Regions from separate parts of the Mus musculus genome. Here all the other regions are linked to region 5. The links are chromatin loops, found by intact Hi-C in ENCODE. Cell type or tissue: gastrocnemius. All regions are shown on one strand.

Region 1 (5,000 bases), 99 kb after region 5:
GACCTGAGCTGGCAAGTACGCTCACTGCTGCTGGATCACAATCGCGTGAGCGCGCTGCCTCCGGGTGCCTTCGCCAATGCAGGCGCGCTGCTATACCTAGATCTGAGGGAGAACCGGCTTCGGTCGGTGCACGCACGAGCTTTCTGGGGTCTGGGAGTGTTGCAATGGCTGGACCTGAGCTCCAACCAGCTGGAAACTCTGCCTCCTGGCACCTTCGCGCCGCTGCGCGCGCTTAGTTTCCTCTCCCTAGCGGGTAACCGGCTGGCACTCCTGGAGCCTTCGATCCTGGGCCCGCTTCCATTACTGCGAGTGCTCAGCCTGCAGGACAATTCACTATCGGCAATCGAGGCGGGTTTGCTGAATAACTTGCCTGCCCTCGATGTGTTGCGCTTGCATGGCAACCCCTGGACGTGCAACTGTGCGCTGCGTCCCCTTTGCACTTGGCTGCGTAAGCACCCGCGTCCAGCCTCAGGTGAGCCATCTGGGGCGCAGGACGGATAATGTTTGGTGCAATTGCTGCCATCTGACGCCGCTCCTGTGTCCCGCAGAAACTGAGACCCTGCTCTGCGTGTCTCCAAGACTCCAGACGCTCAGCCTACTGACAGCTTTTCCGGATGCCGCCTTCAAACAGTGCACTCAGTCACTAGCAGCGCGAGACCTGGCGGTGGTCTACGCTCTCGGGCCGGTCTCTTTCCTTGCTAGTTTGGCCATCTGCCTGGCATTGGGCTCCGTGCTCACTGCTTGTGGTGCACGGCGCCGCCGCCGCCGCCGCACCACGGTGCGCCACTTACTAAGGAGACAGCTAGACCCCGAGGGCCCACCCTCCCTGGAGGATGCTGGGAGCCCTGTAACAGCAGCTATCCAAGCCTAAGGGGACTGCAGGTTGTTTCTAGTGCTCCTGAAGTGCCTCCGTACTTTGAGAACTCTCCCCAAATCCCTGATCCTCCCTTCACATTCCCTGTAGGCGTCAACAATAGACAAAACCCGGAAATTTTCTGACATTCCTTTAGGCATCACCACTGAATACCGGGATTAGGGGTGGTTATGCGCGCCCGGTGTCCCTGGGGCAGAGGGGCAGCGCGCTGCTGCGCCCCAGTGGCTCGGGGAAGGCACGCGCTTGGACACTGGGAGAGCTAGTCATGTACAAGGTTGGGTGAGTGACACCGGACTGGGAGGCGGATGGCACTCCCTGGTGCCCAAGGTGCGGGGCTCCTCTCAAGCCAGCGTCTGAGGAAGCCTATTGTGGCTGCAGACAGAAGAGAAGGCTCAGCCCTCTTGGAGTCTGGAGCCCTAGACATCTGGGAGCCAGAGAGCACCCCTGGGAAGCGCTGCCACTAGGGCAGTGAAGGCTAGCCCTGGGAAAGGTCGGAGCCAGCCCAGTGAATGGGGTGGGAAGGGTCGTGGGAGGATTGTGCAGCAGGAGAGAAAGAGAGATAGAGGTGGAAGTCAGGTTGCAGAGAGCAGGCGCTGGAGGAGGGGTGGAGGGTGACCTAGCAAGCTGGGGCCATGGGCCCCCACTGTAGCTTGGGGTAGTGGCTGGAGGAAGGATGGGGCTGCCATTTCTGCTCCAGGCTCCTCCGACCGGGGCCACTTAGGCCCCTCACCCCACTGCTCAGAGACCTCAGGGCCCTGCCTCTGCCGGAGCGCCCTGTGGCCCTGCCCAGCCGGCTCAGCTCTGGCCCATCCTCAGCCGCTCTGGTCCGCACCTTGGTCCTGCAGGGGCTGCCCGCCAGGCAGCAGAGCAGGAGGACGGGAGGCCCAGGGTGGGCAGTCTCTGGGGCGGGTGGGCTTCCCTCAGGCCTTCCCGAGCAGCAGGACTCATCAGTGTCCTTGGCCGGGCTAACTGGGCAGGTGGGCGCCTCCGGGGGCCTCACACCACGGTGCTGACCGAGGGATCTGAGAGGTTGAGCGGGCCCGTGATATCAGTGGGATGGTACTGCTGTAAAATAGAAATACACAGACAAGGCGGCCCGTTAGCTCCGACGTCGGGGGCACGCGCGGGGCCGGGACAGGGTGGACCGGCCAGCCGGCCGACCGGCGGGCAGGCGGGCACGGCCTGGGGGAGGCTGGGGGTGCTCCTCCCCCGACCCCGTCGTGCTCCGGGGCTCTGCGTGGGCCAGGCCGCTGTCCCGTGCGTCTGTCTGCGGGGGAGGGGCAGAGGAGGGCGGGCGGGGCGTCTCAGCTCTCCCTATGACGGGAACACAGCTGCAGCTGGCCCTCCTCCCTCTCAATAGCGCGTCGCGGCAGCACTGTGTCTTTTTGGTTTTGCAAAGCGCCGCGTCCACCCCCGGTGCTCTATAAATAAGAACCAACAATCAATACCTGCTGGCCCCGCCGGCCACCAGGGATCCCAGCCCTGAGCGCCCAGTGCTGCCCTGGCCCGGACCGGCCACAGGACAGGGGCAAAGGATCTCAGCAGCTGGACCGACCCCACCCCACCCAAAGGAGCCCCCACCCAGGCCTCCCTCTGAACAGCACCCAGCCCCAGAGACAGGGTGGAAGCTGGGCTTCCCTCCCCCACCCAGCCCCCAGAGGTCAACCCTGCAGGGTGGGGCCAGCTCCAGATGGCCCAGAAGAACGGGTCCCTGGTGCCCAGGGAGGCTCAGGTAAAGATTGAACTGAGAGCAAGGCCCCAGAAAGGAACCACGTAGATCTCTGAGTTGTACCTGGCCAGCTCCAGATGGAGCCCCAAGACTTAGTGACATCCACTGAAAATGGCCTGCCACCTGCAGGACTTTTGTGCCTTCCCCACTATGGCCATCTGGCCCCAAAAGTACAGATCTTCTTCTTCCCTGTCAGATTTCCCCTTCCCCACACAAATTCCAGCCCACAGCTCCCTTGGCCCTGCTCTTCCACCCCTGCGCCCCCTAGTGGGGGTTCTGATTCAGACCTTGTAACATAGACCTTGCCCACTTTCCCTGGTCTGGGTGACCCTGAAGATAGTGTTTGTACCACCAGCTCCTGGAGCCTCAAGTTGGTGCAAACCACAGATTCTTACTCTTCATCCCCTTTTTCTGAACCAAGGCCTTTGGAGAGCTGAGCAGCCAGGCCTTGTGGGTCTCTCTGGAGCACCCTAGTACATTTTGCTTTGTGCCAAATCCTGTCAGTATGCCTTTCTTCCTGGGCATAGGAGCATAACTATAGATCCAGATTCCTTGTGGGACACAAGCCCCTTGTGGGTGACACTCCCCACTGGTTAGAGGGCTTCCTGTGGGCCTGTTAAAGGGTAACGTCATAGGATCAGGGTGACTCTAGCAAAAAGCGAGCCTGCTGGAGGACTTTCTTGTGAGCATGTACTGCTGGTGCGGTGATGTGACGCTGCCCAAGACAGGGAACCGTTTTCTGGCTCAGAAGGCAGAAGGTCTGACTCTGACAGTGGCCCGTGGCAGTGCTTGGGGGTTTGAGCGGGAACACAGTTCTTAGCCTCCCCTTCCCGGACCTCCTTCTGAGAACCTGTTTTGCCTTAGGTGCTCAGGCCCCAGGCCTTTCAAGAACACCCTATCCATGCTCAGATCACCTGGGTGCTGCTGCCACACCTCCATCAGGGACCTGTTCACCATGGCAACACCCCACTCCCCACCTGACAGTCTCCCTGTAACCAAGGGTCAATGCCAATGCTAGGCCCCAGTCGTCCACCCAGATGGACCCAGGCCCGGCCCCCAGCCCCCGGCCCACACAGAGACCACATGGAAGATGCAACACGCATGGCTCTGGTGAGACAGGTGAGACAGGTGTCTGGGGGGCGGGGCCAGTGGCCAGACAGACGGACGGATGGGACATCACAGCTACACCCTGCAGGGCTGTTGCAGGGCAAGAATGAAAGCATCAAGCCCCGTGTGGAGAAACAGGGATGAAACAGACGTGGTGTGGCCTCCTGGCAGGGGCAGCCTGGGACAGGGCTACTCTGGTTCCCAGGGTCCGGGTAGCCCAGAGAGGCAGTGAGGCTGACTGACTGACCAACAACATGACACAGCTTCCAGATGGCGTGTGGGTCATGGCATGGGGAGAGAGGTGGGCAGACTAACGTGGAGACACATGGGGAAGCTGAGGGCAAGTGAGGGCTTGAGGAGAGGTCTGGAGCGTTCTAAAGGACAGCACCCTTTAATGGGTGGAGGGTGGGTGAAGGACTGACTTGGCACAGATGGCCAGGGTTGAAGATGGGGGCAGGGGTGGGATGGTAAGGGAGAGGGAGACAGACATGGGGCAAGGGGGGAGTCAGAGACGCGGGACTGGGGTGCTTCCCCTTACCGTGTCTTTGGAGGACCTACGTCTCTTGAAGCTGGAGGCCAGGGTGGAGGTGATAGCCCTAAATGTGGCTTTCTTTTTAGGGTCGGGCTCTGCTCTACCACTCTTTCTATCCTAAAATGAATATGTATAAGCGATTAGACAACTAAGGGTGGCGGCCACACCTGCCCTTGCCTGCTCCTTGGGGCCGCTGCCAGGCCTGGCAGGTCACTCAGGCCCTGACTCCTGCCTGCCTCACTGTGCTGAAAAGACGGACCAACAGCCAGACTTTCAAGAGTGGCCTCTTCTGCCCGGGGTTGGGCCTGTCCTTGCTTGTGCTGGGTCTGGGCTTGGGGGGTCCTGACGGCACTCTTCCTGGGATGTCCGCCTGGCTCCCTGGCTCCTGGGTGGCCCTGGCTTAGAGGCATCCTGAGGAGGAGGAGCCTCTGAGGACAGGAAGAGCTTCCCCTCAGGCCACACCAGCCTTTCTGTTCAGAGGCTGCTGACCCCAAAGGGCACACACCAGGAAAGGGCCAAGGACCCGAGGAAATGTCCTGTTGGAGTTGGAGTGATAGACAGAGGCAGATCCGGGGACGCTGGCCTGGAGTCTGATGGCCAGCATGGCCCTGGACAGTTGTGGCCAGGTCCCCAGGGGACCTGTAGGGCCAAAAGCAAGAATGGGTGGATGAGAGGTATGGGGGCTCCAATAGCCCCGTCCGCCCATAGCCCTCATTGCAATGTTAATGCCAGCTCAGGACACAGCTCCAGGAAGACAC
Region 2 (5,000 bases), 63 kb after region 5:
TTTGGGCTCTCTGGAATATGCCTGATTTATTCAGCCTTGGGCCACCACCCAGCTCAAGGCACGTGTGCACCTCCTGCTTACGGGGATATATTTATTGCCTAGCATTATTCTTGCCATGTTCAGATAGGTGGTGGTCTTGCTACACTGACAGCATCACTGTGTCAATTCCATAGTCCCTATAGCTTTCATCTTAATAGGACATTTCACTGTAGCTATCCAGGATTTTTGAATGAACCTTTCTTCCTACCCCTTTTCTGTCAGCACAGTTCATGGCTGGGGAATCCTCAACTTTCTGCCCTTTACACAGGTTGCTTCTCACCACCATCTGCCCCTCCTTTTATTAATTTATTTTAGAGACAGGTTCTATGTAGCCCTGGCCAGCTCCATCTGCTCCTGCCTCCCAAGAGCTAGAATTAAAGGTGTGCTCCTTCCTTCCCAAGAGTTGTGTACGATTTCAGGACCCCCTTTACTCTCTGAACATCTGGCACTTTCCCTAGCACCAGGTGTGGTTTTAAGAGCTATTTCTCTCCTCGGATCTACAAAAAGAATCTCTCTCAAAGGCACCTCTCATACTCAACACGCGTTGAAGGGAAGCTATTTCTGTGCACGCTGGGACTCTTATACAGCAATGAAAACAGGATGAGGGTACACATTAGGCCAACCTTACCTTCATGTTGTCAGGAGGGTCTCCTTGGCCTGTGGTCGCACAAACAAATATCACCAGGGGCTCCCTAATGAGATTCGCCTCGAGGACAAGACACAAGTAGATGTAAGGTCTCTGGCAGCCTTGATCAGTGCCCTCCCTGCACCGCATCCCACCACCACCTTCACCTAGGGGAACAGAGTAAAAGTGTTTGGACACTTATTCCCACTGGCTACCAGGCTTTACTTTCTCAGGCCTCAACCTAGTGCCTCCCTTTCCCCTGAATCCGCTTGGGCCCAAAGGGCCTCACTCAAACGTCCTCCATCCGAGGGCGCGAAGTCCGGTGGAGGGTCTCCGCCGTAGCGCCCGAGCCTCACCACGGAGTAAGAGTCCAAAGCCTGCACGCGGCAACCTAGCCGCCGGCGCCGGGCCTCACGGCCCAGCCTCTCCGCCTCGTCCTGGGCTGTACCAGTCTGGCTGCCGAAAAGCACCAGGAGCTGTGGAACCTGCATTACTGCACACGCCGGCCAGAACCGCACACCTCACCAACTTCCCCCTTCCGCTGTCAACAGGAAATGACGCGTTTCAACTGCGCCAGCGGGGGGAGGGGCGGGGATAGCATCTGGACACCACGGGCTTCTGCTAGCCTCCGGTTCCGGGTCCGGGGTTGGGGTCCTCAGGGTCGCAGAGCCCCAGGGCCGGCGTCCAGGCCAGGTTGGGCTGCTTGCTGCCTCCCGTGTGCAGCGGCGGCAGCAGGCGGTCGCCAGGTCTGCGGTCGGAGACGTCACAGCCCGGTGCGGGGCACCGGTGGCCGGTGTTAAGCAGGCGCGATGTTATTCTCGCTGCGGGAGCTGGTGCAGTGGCTGGGCTTCGCCACCTTTGAGATATTCGTGCACCTGCTGGCCCTGTTGGTGTTCTCCGTACTGTTGGCACTGCGAGTGGATGGCTTGACTCCGGGCCTCTCCTGGTGGAACGTCTTTGTGCCCTTTTTCGCCGCCGACGGGCTCAGTACCTACTTCACCACCATCGTTTCCGTTCGACTCTTCCAAGATGGGGAGAAGCGACTGGCTGTGCTGCGCCTCTTCTGGGTTCTCACCGTCCTTAGCCTCAAGTTTGTCTTTGAGATGTTGCTGTGCCAGAAGCTAGTGGAGCAGACTCGAGAGCTCTGGTTCGGCCTGATCACGTCTCCGGTCTTCATTCTCCTGCAGCTGCTCATGATCCGGGCTTGTCGCGTCAACTAGCCTCTTGCAGTGGCTGGAAATGGAGCACTGCGCAGCTGGAGTTCTGGACCTCCCGGTCCTGACCCAACTTGGTGCCACACTGGTGGAGCTTTGGTCAGAAATCAGTGTTTGCTTGTGCCCAGTTTACTGTCCAGTTTTCTTTATATATAAGATCGTTTCCTCGAGCAAAGCTTAAAAGTGAAGTCTTGTTTATTAAAACTTATTTCCAGTTATTCATGCTCTGAATTGCCAGTCAATACTGAACTTTTCCAGCATTTGGAGACTGCATATAAGTAAAATATCCTGCTGGGCTCTGAGTATTTCCCATGGTGATGTGCCCCCTTTATAAATCAGCTTGTTCACTCAGCAGCACTGACCTCAGAGCATGTCCCTTCATCTGTCCAGGGCAGACTTATACGATTGATAAAGAGGGCTGGCATCCCTTTTCCTCTTTTCTGCCAAAGACTAGCCTTTTGTTCATTCCACCTCACAAAGACAAAGAGAAAGCAGACTGTTGAGAAAGGGCATGAATAGGGCCCTGTGTGGGTATCTGCCATCTGAGAAAAAATTCTGGTCTCAAGGCATTGCTTGATTTCCTGGCTCAACCGATTGCAGTTTTTTTTTTTTTTTTTTTTTTTTTTTTTTTTTTTTTTTTTTTTTTTTTTTAAAGATTTATTTATTTATTATATGTAAGTACACTGTAGCTGTCTTCAGACACTCCAGAAGAGGGCATCAGATTTTGTTACGGATGGATGTGAGCCACCATGCGGTTGCTGGGATTTGAACTCAGGACCTTCAGAAGAGCAGTCGGTGCTCTTAACCACTGAGCCATCACACCAGCCCCCGATTGCAGTTTCACGGACTTTCCCACCACCTTGTGGCAGGCGTCATTAATACACTTGAGACAGACAGACCTAGAAAAGGAAGCATAGACATTAGGAACGGGTGCTCACATGCTCATGGCGGTGGATACATTTACAGCTGAAATTTATTAGCTTACGGTCGGTCTTTGAGTTTATGTCAGTTGTGTGCCAAATGAGACCATTTGCTGATGGAAAAAAATGTTTCCTGAAATTAACAATATATATTTAAGCATCCCAATGTTTGCATCAGGTGAATGCTAAGACGCCCTTTGCCATGTGGTCATTAGTGCACCATGGCTAGAACACTTTGGGTGTTAGACTGTTTTCGGCAAATCCCTGTTTCTTGTTGTAGGAGATGAGTAACTTGCACTACTACCCACCCCAGCTAAAGACAATGGGCTGTATTTTGTAGAGCATGTGACACCAGAGCCCTGACTTCTTAGTGTGTAGCCATCGGTGAGCCCTGATGACAGTGCCGAAGAATTGAGATGAAAAATGGTCGTTTAAGGACAGATTTCCCGTTTTTAAAAATTAGGGTGTTGGGGGCTGGTGAGATGGCTCAGTGGGTAAGAGCACCTGACTGCTCTTCCAAAGGTCCCGAGTTCAAATCCCAGCAACCACATGGTGGCTCACAACCATCCATAACAAGATCTGACTCCCTCTTCTGGAGTGTCTGAAGACAGCTACAGTGTACTTACATATAATAAATAAATTTTTAAAAATTAGGGTGTTATGCAGCAAAGACTTGCCTCAAACTCACTCTGTAATCAGTGATGACCTTTTTACTTCCTGTTTTATATGATTTTGGAAATCAAATCCAGGGCAACATACATATTAGACAACAATTACTATTGCTGCTGCTGAAACAGGAACTCACTGTAACCTTGACCGGACTAGAAACTCACTCTGTAGAACAGGCCTCTAATTCATAGAGGCTGGCCTTTGCCTCCCAAGAGTTAGGATTAAAGGCATACACCACCACATCTGGCTTAGGCAAGTGTCCTACTAACTGAACTACATTATTATAGTTTTTACATTTAAAAATTATTTGTGTGTATGTATGTGTGAATGCAGGTGTATGTGTACCATACCACTTATGCAAATTATTTGTCAGCCTTGTGATATCAGAGAGCAAACTCAGGTAGCCTGGCCTGCTTGCAAGTGCCTACTCGCAGGGCCATCTCATAAGTTCTAAATTTTACATTTTTAAAGGATTTAAAACAGGATGTCACACTGTTTCCTGGAGTGGCTATAAAAGAGAAAGCTGGAAATTAACAATATATATATAAGCATCTCAATGTTTGCATCAGGTGAATGCTAAGATGCCCTTTGCCATGTGGACAGGGGATCATAGGGCTGGGGTCATTATTGCACCATGGCTAGAACACTTTGGGTGTTAGAATATTTTTGGAAAATCCCTGTTTGTTTTTTGTATAGCCCTGGCTGTCCTTGAACTCACTTTGTAGACCAGGCTGGCCTCGAACTCAGAAATCCGCCTGCCTCTGCCTCCCGAGTGCTGGGATTAAAGGCGTGCGCCACCACGCCTGACAAATCCCTGTTTCTTGTTGTAGGAGATTGCACTACTACCCACCCCAGCTAAATCCCTGTTTCTTGTTGTAGGAGATTGCACTACTGTTTCTTGTTGTAGGAGATTGCACTACTACCCACCCCAGCTAAAGACAATGGGCTGTATTTTGTAGAGCATGTGACAACTGGCTTCATAGCTGGAAGCCAGCCTGACCTGTGAGACCCAGCCTGAAAGAGAGAAAGCAGGAGGGAGAGAGGGGGACAGGGAGACAGGAGAAAGTCTAAAGGAACATCAGTTGGCAGATCAAATGTGACCTGCAGAATACAGGGTTCCTCACTGTGCTTAGCCATTTGACTGGGATCATTCTTCGGTTTTGTTTTTTGAGACAGGGTTTCTCTGTGTAAAAATAGCCCTGCCTGTCCTGGAACTCCTTTGTAGACCAGGCTGGCCTTGAACTCACAGAGATCTGCCTGTCTCTGCCTCTGCCTCCTGAGTGCTCGGATTAAAGGTATGTGCCCCCGGCAGCTGACTAGGTCTTTCTTTAACAAAACAAAACAAGACAAAACAAAACAAAACAAAACAAAAAATTCTGTGTGGATATGCAGCACACATGCAATGTCCATGGAGGCCAGAAGAGGGCATTAGAACCCCAGGAACAAATTACAGCCATCCAGGTGCTAGGATCCAAATTCAGGTCCTCTCTCTCTCTACAGGGCAGCAGGTGGGTGTTTTTTGTTTTGTTTTGT
Region 3 (5,000 bases), 47 kb after region 5:
ACAGAGCAAGTTCCAGGACAGCCAGGGCTACACAGAGAAACCCTGTCTTGAAAACAAAACAAAACAAAACAAAACAAAACAAAAAGCAGTCACAGGCACAACGCTCATCCTGCTTTATTGCCAAAGTCTTGCAGGACGTGAAGGGTGTCCCTGTTGTTGCCAACATGGCTAGTGGCTGGAACCCTATTCCAGAAGGCTACAGCTGAACGCTGGTGGACAGGCTCCCCTGCTCAGGGCAGGAAATGGCTGATGCTCATGACAACGGCTGCTCCTGATGTCCAGCAACACTTTGGCATTGAGCAGGAACCTGGGCTGCACAGCCCTGGAGGTTCAATAGTCAGCTAGGAGATAACACAACAGCTGTGACAACGGCAGAAGCGAGGACAGTGGCAGCAGGAGCAGCAAGGGCAGCAGCAGCAGTGGTGGGCAATGTCATCACCACGCCCTACAGGTGGCAGGCCAGCATAAGTCAGTCCCGATGGACGTTGCCCACTGCTATAGGGATTGCAGGGTGACTGCCAGGTCTGCTGGCCGTGCTCAGGAGCAGTACCCTTGATGCCCTTGATACCTTTGGGCCCAGGGGCTTCAGTAGTTTGTAAGAGGCCCACTGGCTCTGGGATACATGTTCCTGCAGGCAGAGGCTGAGTCTCAGAGGAGGAAGATGAAGAAGGAACCTCCTCTAACTGCTGCCCCAGGTCAGAGCGCAGGTGAGCCCGAGGAATGCTGATGTGGGCATATGGATTCTTCACAACCATCTCATGGGGGTCCATGGTCCAGGCTGCAGGGGAGAGCAGGAAGGAAAAAAGCTGCTTGAGAGCCTGTCGCCTAAGAAGACACCCATTTAAGAGGAGTCTGCCCTTGGAGAGCCATATCCCGAAGGCATCTATGTGCAAGGCCTGTGTGTATTGGAGGTAGGCCCAAGTACCCAGTTACCACCCTCCATCAAGTATCCAAGAAATGCTCCAGGATGTAGCTGGAATGGGGACAAAAGGCTAGAAGGCACTGATGAGCGTCCAGGGGAGAGCAGGGGCTTCCCAGGAAGAACCTGTAAAGTCAGTGTCTAGACAAGGACTCACCTGTGGCAAGCAGCAGCCGTCTGTCTTCTTAGTCCTCCAGCTCCAGGTCCCAGTGCGGGTGAGCAGAGCTACCAGCAAGTGCCTTTTCCCTCCTAGAGAGGGGTGGGGCCTTGGGGTGGAGCTTAAAGATGGGGTTCCCAAGATCCCAAGAGGCCTCAACAACTAGAGCACAGCAGCCAGTCACCCCTCATTCCCAGATGGGTGGAGGCCAAGGTTTGGACTTTAAGGGGCATTTGCCAATCTGGGGTGACTCAATCACGATTCATCTGAGCATGCCCTACCTCCTTGGGTCATGGCCCCAGAAAGGAAGTAGAGGCAGGCCTTCAGATTCTGGGGTCTTCAGAGGTGCTGGGGCTACCCAGCCATGACTTACATCTTTTCTGCCACCGTTCTGAGCTCCTCCTTGCCACCAACACATACTGAGACGTTTGAGTGCACAAGACAATTAAAACTACTTGGAAGATTTCCACTTTAATAATAAGTTTGACACAACTTCGCAGATACACTTTACTTATCTTACATGAACTTCAGACACAGTGACATTTTCAGCTCCTTTTTTGTGTTGCTGAGTTGGGATGAAAGAACCCCCCGACCCCCTCGTGCCGTTTTCTGTTCCCAGCACCCATTCTTGGCACTGGCACCCTTCTGCTTTTGCAGCTTCACCTCCATGCCCACAGAGGGCACGAAGAGTGACGGTGGGGCTAGGGTAGAGACAACAGTGGGCTTCCCTGGGTCTGCAACCAGTGGGACAGGCTCAGACTCCAGTCAGGAAAGCACCAGGAAGGACATCAAGTAGGACAGGGCCTGCAAGCTAGGGTGACTGAGTAAGACTGCGTAGAGCCAGTCAGTCAGGTCGAGACAAGAGTTCGAGCAACTTAGCAAGTAAAAGGAAATGGGTCTGGGGGAAACATGCTTAATAAAGGAGAAAACCAGAGTTTACACAAGCTCCCTCAATCTTGCTCATCGCCCCTTTAGACTCCGCCCCTAGCCGGGAGCATGCGTAAACCAGGCCGAGGTGCTCAGTGGAAACTTAATTCCCCAGAAGCCTCCGCGCTCCTGGGTTTCCTAAGGACCGGGTTTGGACTGATCCTTGGCTCACACCGCTCAGCTCAGAACGGCCGTGGAGTTGGGGGGTGGGGGTGGAGGAACCTTATTCTCCTACGGGGCGTGGCTTCGTTTCACGGGGCGGGACCCTCGGTAGAGGGTGGGGCGGTAGGTGGCCTTGCGCGCATGCTGAGTGAATGGGTAAGTGAGCCGAGCCCTCCCGGGAAGGGTGGGCTGGTTCACTCCTTTCTCTGTCCACAGTTATCTGAGTTGGCCAACATCATGCATGCGTGACAGGTTTCCACGGAACGCCTCCCCTCTACAACTCAGCACCCGACGCCTCCTGTCACATTGTCTTGCTGAAGGAGCCCTGAAGTGGACCAATGGTTCCGCAGAACTGTAAAGTCTGGCCCAGCCTTGGCTCTCAAGGAACACTGTTCCATTCGTCCAATTGTACAGAAAGGGGCTGTAGCCTGAAGAAAATCTAGACTTTCCAGGGTCAGGCATAGGACTCAGTGTTATGCATGGTGGCCATGAGAGGGCATTCTGAACATGTAAACACCATGTCATCAGAGTGTGTCTTTAGTGTTTTCCTCACGGATTTCCCCACCCCCGCCCCAGGCAAAGGTGTAGCCCAGATAGAAGAGGATGAGGTAGGAGGAGGAGGATGAAAGGAATGGGGCCTCTGCTGGGTGGGGCCAGTATAGTACATAACTGTGAGACGTAGAAGCACGTGCTGACCTGATGAGATCCAAGAAAGGGCTACCCCACCCTAGGCAGGTGAGTGTGCACTGTGGGCCCTCCACCCTACACGCGGACTGCCAACCTATACCTGGTATTTCCAACTCTCCATCTCCAGTCCATGAAACTTCTGAGCTTCCTGTGACTGCCCCAGTTCCCTGTGACCACTCTTCTGGTATCCACTCAAACCCTTGTCCCTTTTGCTGTCCCAACTCCCTCTTTGACGAATCCTTGTGTGGATACGTCAGTGAATTGGAAAACTCCCGGCGTTCACACAGGGGGTGTGTCGGGGTTTGAAGTTAAAGGACCCTGCCCTTTCAGAGCTCGAAAGGTAGCTGAGACACAAGTGGAACGCTGGAACCCCTGCTCGGCATTGTGAGGCTCAAAATGAGGGAGTAAAACATGAAGATTTCCCTTACAAAATTTGGGGGGGGGGGAGGGTTTGGCCCCTCGGGGGATGAGCCAAGAGGCAAGGGAATCTTGTCGGCACGGGGATTCTGACCAGCCGGTAGCTAGCTGGGAGGTCGACACTGGGAGCCGACGCCAGACCAGGCGTAGATCGAGGGGCGGCTAGGAGACTGGCCCCGCCCCGTGGACCCCGCGCGGGTCCCCAGACAGGGGGTGGCGCTGCGGGCGCGGGCGGGCGCCGCGCGCACTGCGGTCCCCGCGCCTCCGCCGCAGAGCGCGCCACGCTCCGCACGCACCTGCCGCCGCCGCCGTCGCCGCTGTCGCCGCCACCACGCCGAGCCTTGCGTCCAGCACCAGCGCTCGCGCCCTGGGTGCTGTCTGCGCCCGCCATCGCCCGAGGTCTCCACTGGAGCCGCGGGAGCTATCGGAGTCACTAGAGCAAGGTGTGAGCGCCGCATCCGGGCCTGCCTTTGAGACAACCTCTGCTGCGGCGGCGGCGCAGCCGGGGAACGCCAGGCTGGGGCAGGTGAGCGGGGGTGGGAGGGGGAGGGGCGGGGGCCAGAGACATCACCCCTTTCCATTTTCATAGTCAGTCCTCCGGACAGTGAGTCCGGTCTCGGAGAGTATACTGGGGAGGGGGTTGCGTTCAGAGTTCCGTGGAGATCCCACGGATGAGGTCAGGGTCAGAGGTCGGGCACTCTGTCCTTTGTGAAGGATGGGGGCGAGGGCAAGGGCGAGAGTGAGGTGGGCCCCGTGCTGCCCTCACGCTGTCTCTCACCCGCAGCTCAGGCCTGGTGCAGGCCTCTCCATTGCTGTTGCCGCGGAGCCTTCAGCCCAGGTCCTCTGGCAGCCAGGGATCAGGCTAGCTGCCTTCCCTGGGCGCCCTGTCCTGGAGCCATGGGGCCCACCTAGCCCCTGCCTGCCCAGATGTCCCGGCCCAGGGACTGCTGACCTCTGCTACAGGAGGAGGCCCCTCCACGCCCCCTTGCCAGCTTCAGCAGACAGAGACCCTGGGTGAGCTCCAGAGCCCCAAACAGCCACCCATACCCCCTTGTCCCCGCCTGCTTCCCCCTCCCCCTCCTCTTCCTCCTCCTCTTCGGACTGAATCAGATAAGCCATTGTGGCCACTGGGAGGGGGGTTGCCCTCCAAGCTGTCACCGGCTGCCCCTTGCAGTCCACAGAGTAACCGTGGTCCTCACCAGGCCTGGCAGGACCAGGATGCAGCCCCTTCTCTTCCCCCACGGCCCCACCCAACACCCCCACCTGTGCCAACGTCCAGTCTGACTGTAGAGAGCCGGATGCCAGCTGACCCTGGGCCTGAGGTGGGCAGTGGATGGCCGGGCCTCCTCATGTCCTGCCTGAAAGGCCCCCATGTCATCCTCAAAATGGAGGCCATGAAGATTGTCCACCCTGAAAAGTTCCCTGAGCTCCCGGCGGCCACCCCCTGCTTCCCTCCTGCACCCAGGCCCACTCCCACTCTGGCACCCAAGCGTGCTTGGCCCTCAGACACAGAGATCATTGTCAACCAGGCATGTGGGGGGGACATGCCTACCTTGGAAGGAGCATCCCACACTCCACCCTTGCCAAGGCGGCCCCGCAAAGGCAGTTCTGAGTTGGGCTTCCCCCGGGTGGCACCAGTGGATGAGGTCATTGTAAATCAGTATGTGATTCGACCTGGCCCAACAGCCTCTGCACCTTCATCGTCTGGGCCAGTGATAGCAGGTGAGCCCC
Region 4 (5,000 bases), 140 kb after region 5:
TGAGTTGGTTTTACCACCTTGTAACTTAAGAGTTTTTCTATTTTACCTAAGCCTCTTGATTTATGAGTACACTGTCTTCTATCTTGCTGTTCAGTGCTGGCAACCATTTGGCCTAACTGAAACTATCACACAGTACCCAAACAACAGGAAGCTATACCTTCAAATGCACAAGTGTTCATCATAGGCCACATATAAGATCTGACATATAAAAGACTTATGTCTCTTACAATCTATTTCTCTCTTCCCTCCCCCTTTCTCCCTCTTTTCCTCCTTTCTTCTCCATCCTCCCCAACAGGGTCTCATTCAGTTCTAACTTTGAACTTGAAATCCTCCAGTGTCAGCCCCCTGAGTATTGAAAGCACAGGTGGGGCTACAGCTAGCTCTTCCTCCAGTCTGCTAATGTGGAAACAGTTAAGGCTTTCCATCACTTTTTTTTTAAATAATTGTTTATTTATTTTATGTATATGAGTATACTGTAGCTGCCTTCAGACACACTAGAAGAGAGCATCAGATCCCATTACAGATGGTTGTGAGCCACCATGTGGTTGCTGGGAATTGAACTCAGCATCTCTGGAAGAGCAGTGAGTGCTCTTAACCACTGAGCCATCTCTCCAGCCCCCTCCATCACTTTTTTTTTTTTTTTTTAAGATTTATTTATTTATTATATGTAAGTACACTGTAGCTGTCTTCAGACACTCCAGAAGAGGGAGTCAGATCTTGTTACGGATGGTTGTGAGCCACCATGTGGTTGCTGGGATTTGAACTCCGGACCTTCGGAAGAGCAGTCGGGTGCTCTTACCCACTGAGCCATCTCACCAGCCCCCCTCCATCACTTTTATTGTAAAAGTTTATAACCAAAGTTTCAAATTTTTCAAAAATATATTACTTTTAATTTTATGTGTGTATGTACATTTGCATAAAGATGCTCACAGAGGCACCCTTGGTCTAGAGTTACAGGTGGTTGTAAGGTGCCTGATGTGGGAACCCTTGTCCTCTACAATAGTACACTCCTTCAAACCAATGAGCCACCTTTCCAGCCCCCCTTTTCATTTGATTCAACATTATTTTCTAATTTAGTTTGTGATTTAAAAAAAACCCAAAACCCTCTTATTTAGAGTGGTGTTTACGCTTTTCAAATATTTATTGATTTCTCACTTTTCTAGTCCAAATATGGCTAAAAATATGTTATGTGACCAAAATCTTTCCAAATTTATTTCGACTTCTTTTAGGTCTTATATATGGCCTATAATGAATTTCTGTGTGCTTAAAGGTATAGCTTCCCATTGTTTGAGTACTGTTAGACAAGACTTCACTCACTCTGGGGCCCAGGCTGGCTTGGAACTATGTAACTTCCTTACCTCTGCAGTGTTAAGAGTCTGTATATGGGCACAGACAGGTGTTGCTTTGCTTTAATTATGAGAAGGGCAAGGTTACTTCATCATTGCTCTCTGTGGCTGACTTGGTTTTCCTCTTTCAACCCCTTCAAGACCTTCAATGTCGCTAGATTCTGAACTTGGACAAGGATTTGTCCCACAGTGGCTTATCATTCTTGCCTGGCTTGAATTGGAAGATTTTCAGCTCCAGATTTTGTTTTGGTCTAACAAACTCTTCCTATTTCTTCCCTCAAAGGTTTATTTTTTTTTTTAACGTAGAGCTCTAACTAGCCCTTTGGTATGCCAACTGCCACCTCATGGTCATAAGCAGTAGCAGAACGTGGGAATGTGTAGACCTGGCTTGAGTTGGCGTGAATAGCCAACAAGAACTCCGCCTTCATTTTGGAAGATATGCAGACCTCAAAGTCATTGCACCATCTGCCATGGTTCCGAAAACCTACATTTGAGAGCACTATTGTAATAGCGATCTGTGAGGACTTAAAAGTAGGGAAGGGGCCGGGTGTGGTGGCGAACGCCTTTAACCCCAGCACTCGGGAGGCAGAGGCAGGCGGATTTCTGAGTTTGAGGCCAGCCTGGTCTACAGAGTGAGTTCCAGGACAGCCAGGGCTATACAGAGAAACCCTGTCTCGAACCTCCCCCAACCCCACAAAAAAAAAAAAAAAAAAATGTAGGGAAGGGGCGCGGGATCAGGTAGGTCTTCTGTAGGAGATTCAAACTAAATGATCGCAACGTAGGGAACTCTCCAAATGCTCAGAAATACCACAAGTAAGTTGGGAAGCAGCAGTTTCACCCACCGGACAGTGGGCAGTTTTGTCGTTTTGCATGTTTTCCTCGAGGGAACCACGCGCACGGAAAAGTGAGGTCGTTTTAAACCCGTTGCCGAGTACGTAGGTAGGGCTAGGAGCGGAATGGTCGCAGAAAGGGTCGCTCCCAGGCCGGAGCGACTAGAAAGGCCAGGCCGCGGCCTCAGGGCGCAGAGCCACCCCAGGACTCAGCCTCAGCAGGGCCGTCCCTTCCTCCGGTCAGGAGTTTTGCGTTTCACCTCCAGGCGCGCCAGGGTGATGCCCGCTCCCCGAGATCGAGCGCAGGACTCCGGCAAGGGTGATAGTCCACAACTCAAGCCAGACGTAACTGCAACAAAGAACACTTCTCCAAACCGTAGTCAGTCCGCCCCCAACAGGGAGTCTGCAGGACGCCTGCAATGGAGCGGATGCGCGCGATTCAGCGACGTAAGGACGCGATGAAATAACGTCAACGGCACAGGGGCGGGTATCGTGACGCCAGTGACCCGCCAGGAAATACCAGCACAAGGGTGTACGCAGGCGCGGTGCTTAGACTAGGGTTCTGAGCTTGCGCAACGACCGATAAGACGCGGCGCGTGCGCACTGGTGTTTAGGGCGATGGGCGGGGTGTGGATGCCTTCGTTATGGCAGCCCGCGGTCTTTCTCAGTCTTGGGCTTCCTGACGCCTCCAGCAAGCGAGGTCTTTTGGGCCGGCTTCGCAGTTATGTACCCACCGCCGGCGCCGCCGCCGGCGCCTCACCGGGACTTCATCTCGGTGACGCTGAGCCTGGGCGAGAGCTACGACAACAGCAAGAGCCGGCGGCGGCGCTCATGCTGGAGGGTGAGGCGGGGTCCGGGCTGGGGAAGCCTTACCGAGGGAAGTACCTAGCTGGAGCGTTCGTGTCTCTTCCAGCGTCCAGAAGTTTCTGTGCTGCGTCTGGTTCTCGCAGCTTGGGTTTCGGTGTGGTTGCTTCCCCTGCCTAATGTCAGGTGCCCTGGGGATCCTGAGCTGAGGGGGCAATGAGCACAGCCCGTATGGTCCGACGATGCCTGAGCCAAGTCATGGGGATTTCAGGAGTTTTTCTCCAGTGCACGTGCAGCTGGACACATGGTGTACAGATCTTGTGCCATGTATGGGATGGTGTGCTCTGTCACCTCTAGCACTGTTCTGTCAATGTAAACTTTGCTGAGAGGGAACTTACCTGCCCTCAAGTAAGGACAAGCCTTACATAAGGGTCTCTCTGAATTGCTCTTTTAACCGAATCTGTGACAAGTGTCATTTTCCCGGCTCTTTCTTAGAAATGGAAGCAGCTTTCGAGGCTACAGCGGAATGTGATTCTCTTCGTCTTGGGCTTTCTGATTCTCTGTGGATTCCTGTACTCTCTTCATACGGCTGACCAGTGGAAAGGTATGAAATACCAGTGGTGCTCGAGCAGAGGAGATGCAGGCTGAGGTCAGATACAGTATTGCAATCCAGATAAAACAGTACCACAAGGCATGTGGTGACAGATTGGCAATAAATACAGCAGAGGGGAAAATGTGGAGCCCAGTATGACCAACTGGTGTACAGGTGACCCTGTAGGTCTTTGGGCCAACAGTGCTGTCCCTCCCCTCCCCATCAGTCTATAGCAGCAGATCAGCACTAATCACATGTCCCTACCACGTGGTACAGTGTGTTTGCCTGGGACCAGTGGATATCCTGAGAGGATCCTAGGATTCCTTCTGGGCTGCTTTAAGGTTGGAAACCCAAACATTGCTTCAGATTGCTCAAGTCAAGCTGCCTGTTTGGGCACTATTAAATTGATATGTTGCGGGGCTGAGGGGGTTGTTGTATGTTGTGTTTAAGGACACACTCTGCCAAATGCTTGAAAAAGAATTCAGCCTGGAAAAGACTGTGGTCTTCACACTTGGGAAATAGAGGTAGGAGGATCAGGAGTTGAGGCTAGCTTGGGCTACATAAAACCCTGCTCAAGCTGGGAGGTGGTGGCGCTTTTAATCCCAGCACTTGGGAGGGAGAAGCAGGTGACTCTGAGTTTGAGGTCAGCCTGGTTTACAAAGCCAGGGCTCCACAGACAAACTCTCTCCAAGATACAATGACACTAACAGCAGATTTGATTCCTCTGGGCCTTCTTGAGTTCAGTGCTTCTTGGAGGTTTCACTACCTGAAACAAATAGCACCTGTTTAGACATCTGTTCTGGAGCCTGTAATGGGCCTTAAGGTGAAAAGGTTTGCTTCCACAGCTCTGAGTGGCAGACCTGCAGAAGTAGAGAAGATGAAGCAAGAAGTCCTGCCTGTCTTACCAGCGCCTCAGAAGGAAAGTGCTGAACAAGAAGGGTTTGCAGACATACTCTCTCAGGTATTTCCAGTAAGGGCTCTGTGGGTTGTCACTGGGGTCTGTTTTGGAGCACTCTAGGTTGGTAAATGCTACCCTCTCTTCCCTGTCACAGCCAGCCTCACACTGGCTCAGGTGAGGCTGACTGTATGAAGTTGGGCAAGAAAGAGGCAGACATTTGCTTCATTCCCTTTGAACGCCACCATGACATGATTAAGCTCCTGTGTCAGGCATGTGTTGGCTGCCCACTGATGAGGAAAGAGACTTTCCTCTTTGGAGGAACCACAGAAGCCGATAGGAAGGGCAGGTGAGAGGCCAGCCGTAAATAGATGAGACAGTTAGTTGGTTGGCATGTGTCAGAGTACAGATCAGTGTTGAGAGGCGGAACCACCCCTGCCTCCATTTAAGAAGCCTCTGTCTCTGTCTGGGTGGGCAGGGCAAGGTTGAAGGAGATAGACCTTTGTAAAGTGACCTGCTGGAGCTAGGCTGGG
Region 5 (5,000 bases):
AACATGTTTTGAAGACAAAGAATTTTGCCTAGTGCCAGAATCTTTCACCCTTCACACCCACCACCACCTTGATACATTTCCATTTTGGAAAATGGAAGTTTTTTTTTTTTCCTCTGTGATGGAACTCTTACTCCACTTTCCCAAACTTCGACTTGAATAAAATGGTTTCCTCTCCCAGCTTCTGTCTCCACATCTATTTTGGTAGAGGCTATGGATGGTAGTTTGAGTGGGAGCAGCCTTCTCAGACTCATACATTTGGATACTTGGTCCCTTGTTGGTATAACTATTTGGGAAGGATTAGGAGGTGTGACCTCATCAAGGTGTGTCACCAGAGCTTCCTGCTTGTGAATCACAGCAGGGTTGGTGAAAATTCAGAGTCTGAAGCCAGTCTAGGCTATAAGGAGTTCAAGGCAAGCCTGGGCTATCTAGCAAAATCCTGTCTCAAAAACAAAACAAAAAGAGAAAACTTAAGAGTCCTGAGTTCTGGATCACCTAGGATCTCATAGCAAGTCTGTCAAAAGAATAAAGATAGCTGGGCGTGATGGCAAACGCCTTTAATCCCAGCACTCGGGAGGCAGAGACAGGCAGATTTCTGAGTTCGAGGCCAGCCTGTTCTACAAAGTGAGTTCCAGGACAGCCAGGGCTACACAGAGAAATCCTGTCTTGAAAAAAAAAGAAAAAGAAAAAGAAAAAAGAATAAAGACATAATAGTTATTTGCACACTTCCTGCTCAGTTCTGCTGGCTGAGCTATGAATTTTAGCTACCTGCTATACTTCCCTCCAAAATTCCTCAAATAACATAACCTATAAAATCCATTTGGCTAGCATGATAGTATACAAGTATAATTCTAGCATTTAAGAGGCTCAAAAGTTCAAGATGAGCCTGGGCTATGAATATAAAACCCTGTCTGAAAACATGAATTTGGAGGGGATGGTTCAAGGATTTTGAGACAGGGGGTTGTGTGTGTGTGTGTGTGTGTGTGTGTGTGTGTGTAGCCCTGGCTGCCTTGGAACTCACTCTGTAGACCAGGCTGGCCTTGAACTCAGAGACCTGACTCCCTCTGCCTCTGAGTGTTGGGACTAAAGGTGCACACCTGTCTCCAGAATCAGGAATTATTAAATAGATGGTTAGAAAGAGATGTTGGTGAATTTACCATTAACAGGTTTTTTTTTTTTTTTTTTTTAAGATTTATTTATTTATTTATTGTAAGTACACTGTAGCTGTCCTCAGACACTCCAGAAGAGGGAGTCAGATCTCGTTACGGATGGTTGTGAGCCACCATGTGGTTGCTGGGATTTGAACTCCTGACCTTCGGAAGAGCAGTCCGGTGCTCTTACCCACTGAGCCATCTCACCAGCCCAGCCATTAACAGGTTTTAATACCCCTTTCTCAATTCATAGACAGTCAGAAAAGAAAAGAAGGTGGGTGGGTAGATTTGAGCTGCGGTTTATTCATGGGCACAATGCAACCTGCTCAGTGCTGAGTGTACAGGCCTCTTTAGACCTGAAATTAGCCTCCATGAAATTATTTTAGAAGTGCACGATTTTATAAATAAATAAAGAGGAGATGCTGCTCGGGTTTGTACCCTCACTTAGTCGCTCTGTAGATGGTAAGTGAATGACTACAAGCAACACTTGGCTGCGTAGGGGACACTTCCAGGTAGGTTTTCAGGTGACAACCCTAGGGGCCTTCTTGGCATAATCCTGCAAGAACTGAACAGCATCCAAACTCAGCAGGTCATGCACCAGATCCTCAGACCACGCACGGCAAACGGGACCTCCACTGGAGCCTACTAGCAATCCTCTCTAGGGAAACCTAAGACTGGGTAGTTTTGCAGCAGTTCTCCCCCAAGCGTGGGCAGGGACATATCACCCCCATTGAGGGGCTCCTCCTCTCTAATCGCTTCTAGTGTCACCACTTCCTGTGTGCCCTCAAGCCACACTTTGGGAGGCACCGCTTTCTAACCCAGACTGATGAGCATTCACAGGCAAAGTCTGGGTGCAGCCACAAGATGGCAGCACAGACACGGCCAGAGTACTAAGAAGCCTCCTTTCTGCCTTGCAAATTCCAAGCAAATGGAGAGGTTGAACCTAGGACTGCCAAAGGCTACAGGGAACCTCACCCACGTGTAACTGTGGCAACCACACAGCACAGACTGACCCCACCCCACTGGGCCTCATGCTTGTTTCCTGCTTCCTACATCGAGTCAGCCTCAAAGCAGGGTTCACTTCCAAGGCTCCCAGTTTGCTATGGACTCAACCGCTGTCACTCCAGAGCCAGGGAAGGGAAGGGGCCAGTGAGTTCCTCAGCAGTAGGACAGACTGGAGTCCAGTGAGCCTTTCTTGGGAAACCTGAGCTTGGTGGTTTCCCAGGTCTCCCCAGGGTGGTGAAGACACATCATCTCCCTGGAGGTAGAGGTCTCTCCTCTCGGGTCTCTTCTGGTGAGCAGGACCCTGAACCTTGTAGCTGATTCCAACGCCATTCTACATGTCTGTCTCTGGGGCAAACAGGCAGCCAGTCTCACGAGGGTGGGTCTCCTCTTAGGTTCATGCCCCAGAGCATCTGAAGAATTCCATGATCTACTCACTGGCTTGCAGACATCTAACTTCCTTCTGAGGCAGGCCTAGAGACGTGCACAGACAGAGAAGCTGTCCCCACCTCGTGGCCTCTAAGCTAAGGAGGCATTCAAGGGGTGGTTGGGAGTTTGTGAGAGGCATGGAGGCTGCCACATGTTCCAGAGGACCAGAATCCTACCGCAGCCTCACACCCTCTGAGATAATCTACCATAACCCTGGCTACTTCCTAGGGTTATGGGAAGCCCTATCACATGTCTCTGGGATATGATGGACATAGTGGGAGCTGGGGGTATGGGGAAGACTCCATATGGGAAGGTAGCTACTTTCCTGGTGACCTTAGGGAATCTCAAGGCTCAGGGGTGAAGAGGACGGACGTGGAGCTCAGAGCTAAGCCACTGCATCAGCCTCCCTAGCTCCTGGGGTGAACCAGCTTGGGGACAAGTCACCTGACATCCTTCCTGTTTTCTTCAACAGTTCCGATTGCCTGGGCCCACTGGCTAGTGTCCAGCATGTGCAGGCTTGTGCTGTAAGAGGTTGACCTTAGCTACTACCTGCTTGCAGCCGGTGATGGCAAATTCATGTCCAGCAACATGGTAGTAGCTGAGCTGCTCTGCCAGATGTTCTGCCAGTGCCTGCTCAGGAAAAAAGCCCTCCCCTGCCATCTCCTCTCTGAAGCAGTTGACCACATCCGGCTTGTCCAGTAGCAGGAAGGGCACGATGGCTGCAGTGTGCCACAGAGGGTGTTCTCGGGCCAGGAGCTCTCGAAGACTGGTGAGTAACTCCTGGGCTGGAGATTCCTCAGTCTGAGTACTGCCTGCGCTATGGCGGAGTGGGGGCAACATCCGTGACGCATTTTGCAGCACAAAGTGTGTGATCTCTATACCACCAGCGCCACTTAGGAGTACATAGATAGCATTGTGGAAATGGTGCGAACGCTGTGGCTGCAGGAGGTCGTGGAGCTCATCTAGCAGCGCAGGTGGCAAGAGTTCAGCCTCATCCAGGACCAAGAGAGGGGTCTTCTCCTCGGCCTCAGCCTGTGCCACCACATCTGCCACTCGCTGTGCCAGCTCCTTCCGGCAGTCCTGAACCGGGCGTGGCTCTGGACAGTGATATCGTGCATGGTACTGCAGAACCAAAGCACCATCTTCCAGCACTGCGCGAAAGTGGCGCGCCAACAGACGCCCCACGTGACTCTTGCCTACACCACTGGGCCCGTGCAGTGCCAGGAGCAAGGGATGACTGTGCACATGTGTAGCCAGGTAGTCTCGCAGCAGGGCCATGATGCGGCCCACAGCAGCTGGCTGTCCAAACACAGAACGCTGCAGCGCCTTCTCCAGCCCGTCGAGGTCGTAACGTTGTGCATTATCGTCTAGATTCTCAATGGCGTTGAGAACCTGGAACCCCACAATGGCTACAAGAAGCAGCAGACAACGCTGTGCACGACTCTGCCGCTCTGTGCGGGGTCGGCACTTCCGTGAGGTTTCTGGGTAGAGAACTACCCGACTACGCCTGCGCCTCTTGCGGGGTGTCCTAGAAGTCAGCTCTGTCAGGCTGTCGAAGGTGAAGAATTTAGGTTGGTCTAGGTCGGCACGTAGAGTGCCCAAGCTGCCGGTGGGCCCAAGTGTCCCTGTCCCAGAGTCCGGCTCAGTGCCTGGCTGCAAGAGGCGCCTCTTGCGCAGGACGCAGACTCGGCGGCGCAGACGGAGCACGGCGCGCACTGGCGCTATCACACATGGTCCCTTGGCCTGGGGCTCTAGGCTAGGATGGCTGCGGTCCATGGTTCAGGACCTATGCTGGGCATGTAGTTCCCCTCCCTGCAATAGAAAAATGGGAAGACTTCGTGAGTCCCCGATCTTACCCTCTTGGGGTTCCTTAAGGTACTTTCCGGCCAAATACTGGCCCCGCCTCGCTAGTTCCACTAACCAGGAAGCCCGGCTCTCAGCAGGAGGGCCCCAACGCATGCAAATCTCTTGGGTCCTCTCCGAAAAGGCCTAGGCTGTGAGGAAGTGCGGGGGTGGGGCGAGGTGTATAATTTATCATACTGTTGACCTCCCTCTTAGAGGAATAAACAGAAGGCTCGTTGTCACTGATTAGGGTTATAGAATGGTCAAATTGGACCCTGCACAAACACACCCAGCACCTATCAGACTGTCAAAGGCTTTACAGGTCCCAAGTAGGCACCTTGTTCCAGAGGACTCAGTACCCCTAAGAGTTGAGACTCTCCCCATACTTAGGACAGTTGGTGGAATATGCAGACAAACTTTCATGGTTTTGAGAATGGATTCTAGCACTGTCCCTAGTCACAACCTAGGCCTTCCAACCCACTCCCACCCTTAGCTCCCATCCAAGCCCAAATCTGGGGTCCCTCACCATCCTCCCAGAGAACACAAGAGCAGAAAAATGAACAAGAGCCGAGGAAGGAT
Region 6 (5,000 bases), 78 kb after region 5:
TCCCCTGATATTGGATTCAATAAACAGCACTGTAACAAGGCTGCTTTTGCCTTCTTTACACAGCTCTCAGTCTGAGAACAAGGTCCTAACTTGGCACCTGTGTGCAAAAAAAGCAAAAGGGCCCCAGCCTGGTACTGTCACACTTTGAGCTTGCTGGTCTGGCTCTGGCTTTTGTTCTCTTCCCACTGCAAGTCTACTACTCTCTCTCCCAGAGCTAGTACTGTGGGAAGTGGACCTAACCTCTGGGCTCTGCAACTCCCATGACTCAGGGGTCTAGATGCCAGAAGGGAGGAAGGTTAGTGTTATAATTGACAGGATTCAGCACAGGGCTAGGAGCCTAGTAAAGTAGCTAGTCGTGTATCACACAGGAATGGGGCTAAATGGAACTTTGGAGATCTTTTCTCATGTTTGATTTGGATACCTCCCGATGTATAAGCCTGTAACAAGGCTATAGCAACAGAGATTCCCAAAAGGCTAGGGGAATGCAGAGCTGCCTGCTTGGAAACTGTTCGCAGAGGCCTTGGCAGCCAGTGTAGGCCATCTGCAGGCACCGAATGTGTCTTCTTTTCCTGTCACTGCTTGACTAGAGCTAAGGAGAATGTTGAAGTAGGTTTCTCTCAGAGAGTAAAAGCCCAGCTTTATAGGTACTTTTTTTGTTGTTTAAGAAAGGGTTTCATACTATGTCCCAGTCTGGTTTACAGTTTACTATGCAGACATGAATGGCCTTGATTTTAAGGCGATCCTTCTTCCTCAACGAAGGATGACAGGTGTAAACTACCACAGCTGTTTTCTGGATCTTTTTGGTCACCAAATACTTCCAAACTTTCCCCAGAAGCTGTGACAAAGGGCTGGGTCATAGGGCACATGGAAATAGTAAGTAAGCAACACATGTGGTTGGAAGATGGGTCCTAACAGCAGCAGCAGCAGATTGGACCAAACAGAACTTACTGTCCCTGTCTCTATCTCTGAGCCAGGTTCTGTATTGAGCACCATCGTAGAGCAAAGCCCCTCACAGAAAAGTGGTTTGTGTTCTGGACTTGGGGAAAACACCAGCACCTTTGCAAAGAGAGTTAAGGGCTAGGGCTGACCTGTGTGAGGTGAGTACTTTCAGCATTTTGTGTTTTGAAGATAAGAAAGGGAAAAACTGCAGGTCTTCTTACCAACAGGATATATGGTAGCTAGCAGACACAGATCTTGCAAAACAACCTTTATTGAAACACCAGAGGCCATGGGGATGGGCCCTAAGGTTTTGGTTCTGGAGTCAAGATTCTTTCTTCAACATGTCTGGCCTGGGGCCCTAGTGGCTGGGGAGACAAAGTGAGGGGCTCCCACAGTACTCAGACCAGGACCAGGACATTCCTGGTAGCCCAAAGGGATTCAGGAGCTTCAGAGAGAGGCCCCTCATGGAGCTGCTCAGGGTCCCCACAGCACATGTGAGTACGGAGCTGGGAACACCTCTTCCATTGGACTGTCCTAGGGCTTTTCTTGTCTAGGCAGGTGGAGGTCAGAAATTGCCCCTCTGGGCACCAGAGATAAAAGACATCTGAGGCCACGAAGAACAAAGATGCTTTAGGACAGACATGTTGAGGACTAAGCAGCCATAGGCCACGGCTGAAACAGGCACTCGTCAGCTGTCCTTGCCTCCACTACTCTTCTGGTCTGAAGCTGTGGCTTTAGTCAGGTTCCCAGCTTCTCTTTTGAGTACACTAAGCAGAGTCTGAGAGCTCTCCAGGATCTGGGGCCAGAGAAATAAAAGGATGTTATTTCTCTGGTAGGAAGGTCCCATTGCCTCAGGCTCTAATAATGGAGGATGGAAATCTCAATTTGGTCATCTGTGCTGTAGCCAACTGGTTATGGAGTAAAACCATCCTCCCTTCTGCACCTGTCCCAGAGCTCTTCCACCCTGCAAAGCCAGGCTGGGTTAATTCAGGCCCACACCGTGTACTCTGTCCAATACACCAATGCTCACTTTTGGAACCCACAGACAGCCCACTGTTCCACCTACAGCCTCTGAACCACAATGGGCCCTACCTAGCCTCAGATGGTAGTAAGGCACTCACAACAGACATCTGAGAGCCCCACCTTGAGGTAGGCGGCCTCGGTTTCTGCGATGGTCCGGTCAAACTCGTTGCGAGAGGCGATCTTGCGCGCCAGGTTCTCGTTGACGCGGGCCAACTTCTCCGTGAGCTGCCTCACCTCATTCTGTAGCCGCTGCTTTTCGTCCTCCTCTTGCTGGATCTGCCGGCACAGCTCCTCTCGCTTCTGACACAACTCCTCGATGCCTAGGGTGGGTGGGAAGACAGAGCTGTGGGTGGGGACTCGTGAGCTTCCGACCCCAACCAGCAATGACAGAGGGGCAGGCCGCAGAGCGGGGCTCGTGAGGCATGTCCACGCAGCCTCCCGAGTGGGTCGGCCGGCCCCGGCCCGCGGCCTTCAGTGCCCGACGCTCACACTTGACCAACTCGTTGTTGTAGTTCTGCAGCGCCGCGCCCTGTTGGGTCATGGTCTGCACCGCGTCCGGAAGCCTCAACCGCCGCCTGCACAGCTAAGTCCGCACCTGCGCACTGCCCACAAAGCGCGCGGGCTGGTGAACGTCACGGCTGCGCCACAGGTCCGCGCTTGCGTCATCACCGTGCGCTCTACTGGGCGGGTCTGTTTTGTGGACAGTGATGGAGGCCGAGGGTGTGGCGGTGGCGGCGGCGGCGGCGGCGGCGGCGGCGGCGGCGACAATTATTGCCTCCGATGACTGCGACTCTAGGCCTGGACAGGAGCTCTTGGTTGCCTGGAATACTGTGAGCACCGGTCTGGTGCCGCCGGCCGCGCTGGGGCTGGTGAGGCCGGGGAAAGGTTGTCGGGCCTGTGCAGATTTCCCGCGACTTTGCATACTTTAGGGGGTCCACCCTTGGGGCCTCACAGCTCCGTGGCCTGCCTGTAGTGGGCTTGCCTCCTTCCTCAGCTACCTGATTTGTTTGGTTCCCTGGCAGCTCTTCGGTTGCTGGGTTTTTCCATGCCCCTCCTCTCCCTTTACCCCTATTCCGCCCCTCTGCTCACGGTTTTCCGTGCTCCAGGCGTCTTCCCGGACCAGCGGTGCAGTCCCACCAAAGGAGGAAGAGCTTCGTGCAGCGGTGGAGGTTCTGAGGGGACACGGTCTGCACTCTGTCCTGGAGGAGTGGTTCGTGGAAGTGCTGCAGAACGACCTTCAAGGCAATATTGCCACGGAGTTCTGGAATGCCATCGCTCTGCGAGAAAACTCTGTCGATGAGCCCCAGTGCCTTGGGCTGCTCCTGGATGCGTTCGGTCTGCTGGAAAGCCGCTTGGATCCCTATCTGCATAGCCTAGAACTCCTAGAGAAATGGACTCGTCTGGGCTTGCTGATGGGCGCTGGAGCTCAGGGGCTTCGGGAGAAAGTTCACACTATGTTGCGGGGAGTCCTGTTTTTTTCCACCCCTAGGACATTCCAGGAGATGGTCCAGCGCCTCTATGGTCGTTTCTTGAGAGTCTATATGCAGAGCAAGAGAAAAGGAGAAGGGGGCACAGACCCGGAACTAGAGGGTGAGCTAGATAGCCGGTATGCCCGCCGCAGGTACTACCGACTTTTGCAGAGTCCTCTGTGCGCAGGATGTGGCAGTGACAAGCAGCAGTGCTGGTGCCGGCAGGCACTGGAGCAGTTCAACCAGCTGAGCCAGGTCCTGTGAGTACTGCTTCCTAACCATGCTGCGGTTTCTCTGCAAGCTTCATTAGTCCTGAATTCAAAAGACCTCTCAATAGAGCTTATAGACTAACTGGCGATGTCTTTTTTGCCCATACTTGTAACCAGGGATTATTGTTCATCACGTTTATACTGTCCTGGACATAGGCATAGGGTGTGTGTGCAGTATCTTTATGGGGAGAGCCCTCCTAGGTAAGGGACAGATGTGTGTTGTGGGTTCTCCATGAGCGGGGATCTTTTCTAGGCATAGGCTCAGTCTGCTGGAGCGGGTTTGTGCTGAGGCCGTGACAACCACCCTGCATCAGGTGACCCGGGAAAGGATGGAAGACCGCTGCCGAGGAGAGTATGAGCGCTCTTTTTTGCGTGAGTTTCACAAGGTGAGAATCACCTCTCTGGTCTGTTTCTTGTTAAAGGCAAAAGTGGAGTTGTGGTAGACCTGATACCAAACAGTAGGCAAGTTGACCAGGAGTGGTGATGGTTGAGGTTATCCTGGTGCTGTCTATAGAAGCCAGTCCTGGATCCTGATGACAAGAACAAATCTCGTATGTACTAAATAGGTCGTGCATTTAAAATAAAAATTTTAAATCCTGGACCAGAGGTAGCTACAACGAGTTTCCTCAGGTAGGTGTGGCAAGACAGGCCTACGAGACCCTTTTCTTTCCACTGCCTACAAGTTTCCATTGCCTACAGTTCCCTTCAGGATTAACCTGTAACCAGTGTACACTCTAGCATGGAGCTAGGGTGTCCCAGTGAATGCTTCTGGTTGCCCATACTGTTGAGGTATGGTTTGTATTGTGAAGAAGCTAGGTTCAGCCCCATGAAGCCATAGACCTTGTTTCTGCTTCACTCCGTACTTCCCATTCTTCAAGAGTCTATCTGCTGTGGATGCATATTAGCCATGATGGGGAGTGATTAAAGTGGGTGTCCCAGCAGTCTTGGCCTAGAGTCGTAAACTTGGAAACTCCTGGGCAGTAGAGTGTAGACTTGATACTTCTGGCCTCTACACACAGGTTGGGGCACCTCTAGGGTCCTGCCAAAGGTGTGTGGTTACTGAGTCAGAAGGGAGCTTTTAAATGTTATTACACCTCACACACTAATGATCTTTCACAGTGGATAGAGAGAGTGGTTGGTTGGCTTGGCAAAGTGTTCCTTCAGGACAACCCCACCAGACCAACTTCTCCAGAAGCTGGGAACACACTGCGTCGTTGGCGCTGCCACGTACAGAGATTCTTCTACCGTATCTATGCCACCCTACGCATCGAGGAGCTTTTCAGCATCATCCGAGGTTGGT

What was found. Hi-C counts contacts between places; a loop is a spot of excess contacts. Peaks named below come from ENCODE experiments on the same cell type or tissue, not always from the same donor. Only the 100,000 strongest peaks of a DNase experiment are listed, where the experiment ranks them.
Region 1: a loop joins it to region 5, with 4 times the contacts of the local background. A loop is called at or near these places in 2 of 42 quality-filtered maps.
Region 2: a loop joins it to region 5, with 4 times the contacts of the local background. A loop is called at or near these places in 19 of 42 quality-filtered maps.
Region 3: a loop joins it to region 5, with 2.0 times the contacts of the local background. A loop is called at or near these places in 19 of 42 quality-filtered maps.
Region 4: a loop joins it to region 5, with 4 times the contacts of the local background. A loop is called at or near these places in 7 of 42 quality-filtered maps.
Region 6: a loop joins it to region 5, with 2.9 times the contacts of the local background. A loop is called at or near these places in 6 of 42 quality-filtered maps.

What each region holds. Positions count from the first base shown.
Region 1 is chr2:25,290,190-25,295,189 of GRCm38, forward strand. It overlaps Lrrc26 (leucine rich repeat containing 26), which reads left to right. Exons shown (of 2, transcript NM_146117.2): 1 at 1-472; 2 at 549-1,004. The coding sequence ends at 871. Grin1 (glutamate receptor, ionotropic, NMDA1 (zeta 1)) reads right to left here. Exons shown (of 20, transcript NM_008169.3): 19 at 4,249-4,359; 20 at 988-2,295. The coding sequence ends at 2,179. It overlaps Grin1os (glutamate receptor, ionotropic, NMDA1 (zeta 1), opposite strand), which reads left to right and starts at 1,069. Exons shown (of 4, transcript NR_168905.1): 1 at 1,069-1,153; 2 at 3,468-3,722. In gastrocnemius, CTCF peaks have their summits at 1,333 and 2,866 (motif pointing left); DNase peaks (open chromatin) are centred at 35, 219, 618, 1,141 and 5 more places; H3K4me3 peaks cover 2,875 bases; H3K27ac peaks cover 2,339 bases.
Region 2 is chr2:25,254,197-25,259,196 of GRCm38, forward strand. It overlaps Ndor1 (NADPH dependent diflavin oxidoreductase 1), which reads right to left and starts at 1,218. Exons shown (of 14, transcript NM_001082476.2): 1 at 1,021-1,218; 2 at 668-745. The coding sequence starts at 1,155. It overlaps Tmem203 (transmembrane protein 203), which reads left to right and starts at 1,243. Exons shown (of 1, transcript NM_177344.3): 1 at 1,243-2,156. The coding sequence starts at 1,474. The coding sequence ends at 1,884. In gastrocnemius, CTCF peaks have their summits at 2,750 (motif pointing left) and 4,880 (motif pointing right); DNase peaks (open chromatin) are centred at 1,251, 1,852 and 2,753; H3K4me3 peaks cover 2,215 bases; H3K27ac peaks cover 1,919 bases.
Region 3 is chr2:25,238,729-25,243,728 of GRCm38, forward strand. Cysrt1 (cysteine rich tail 1) reads right to left here and starts at 1,169. Exons shown (of 2, transcript NM_026415.3): 1 at 1,077-1,169; 2 at 91-778. The coding sequence starts at 770. The coding sequence ends at 342. It overlaps Rnf208 (ring finger protein 208), which reads left to right and starts at 4,201. Exons shown (of 1, transcript NM_176834.2): 1 at 4,201-5,000. The coding sequence starts at 4,568. In gastrocnemius, no CTCF peak of the experiment used is centred here; DNase peaks (open chromatin) are centred at 2,176, 3,563, 4,104 and 4,497; H3K4me3 peaks cover 2,338 bases; H3K27ac peaks cover 1,005 bases.
Region 4 is chr2:25,329,960-25,334,959 of GRCm38, forward strand. It overlaps Man1b1 (mannosidase, alpha, class 1B, member 1), which reads left to right and starts at 2,784. Exons shown (of 13, transcript NM_001029983.2): 1 at 2,784-3,017; 2 at 3,476-3,584; 3 at 4,418-4,533. The coding sequence starts at 2,901. It overlaps AA543186 (expressed sequence AA543186), which reads right to left and starts at 2,612. Exons shown (of 2, transcript NR_027448.1): 1 at 2,189-2,612. In gastrocnemius, a CTCF peak has its summit at 2,522; a DNase peak (open chromatin) is centred at 2,714; H3K4me3 peaks cover 2,314 bases; H3K27ac peaks cover 1,502 bases.
Region 5 is chr2:25,191,535-25,196,534 of GRCm38, forward strand. Tor4a (torsin family 4, member A) reads right to left here. Exons shown (of 2, transcript NM_146115.4): 2 at 1,186-4,391. The coding sequence starts at 4,355. The coding sequence ends at 3,075. Among named protein-coding and RNA genes, the nearest start is that of Tor4a, 2.8 kb to the right of the region's middle. In gastrocnemius, a CTCF peak has its summit at 2,006 (motif pointing right); DNase peaks (open chromatin) are centred at 2,023, 4,323 and 4,522; H3K4me3 peaks cover 3,072 bases; H3K27ac peaks cover 3,307 bases.
Region 6 is chr2:25,269,847-25,274,846 of GRCm38, forward strand. Tprn (taperin) reads left to right here. Exons shown (of 4, transcript NM_175286.4): 4 at 1-40. It overlaps Ssna1 (SS nuclear autoantigen 1), which reads right to left and starts at 2,572. Exons shown (of 3, transcript NM_023464.2): 1 at 2,452-2,572; 2 at 2,083-2,282; 3 at 1,193-1,735. The coding sequence starts at 2,503. The coding sequence ends at 1,628. It overlaps Anapc2 (anaphase promoting complex subunit 2), which reads left to right and starts at 2,620. Exons shown (of 13, transcript NM_175300.4): 1 at 2,620-2,831; 2 at 3,069-3,691; 3 at 3,954-4,086; 4 at 4,820-4,994. The coding sequence starts at 2,670. In gastrocnemius, a CTCF peak has its summit at 2,489; a DNase peak (open chromatin) is centred at 2,583; H3K4me3 peaks cover 2,985 bases; H3K27ac peaks cover 2,150 bases.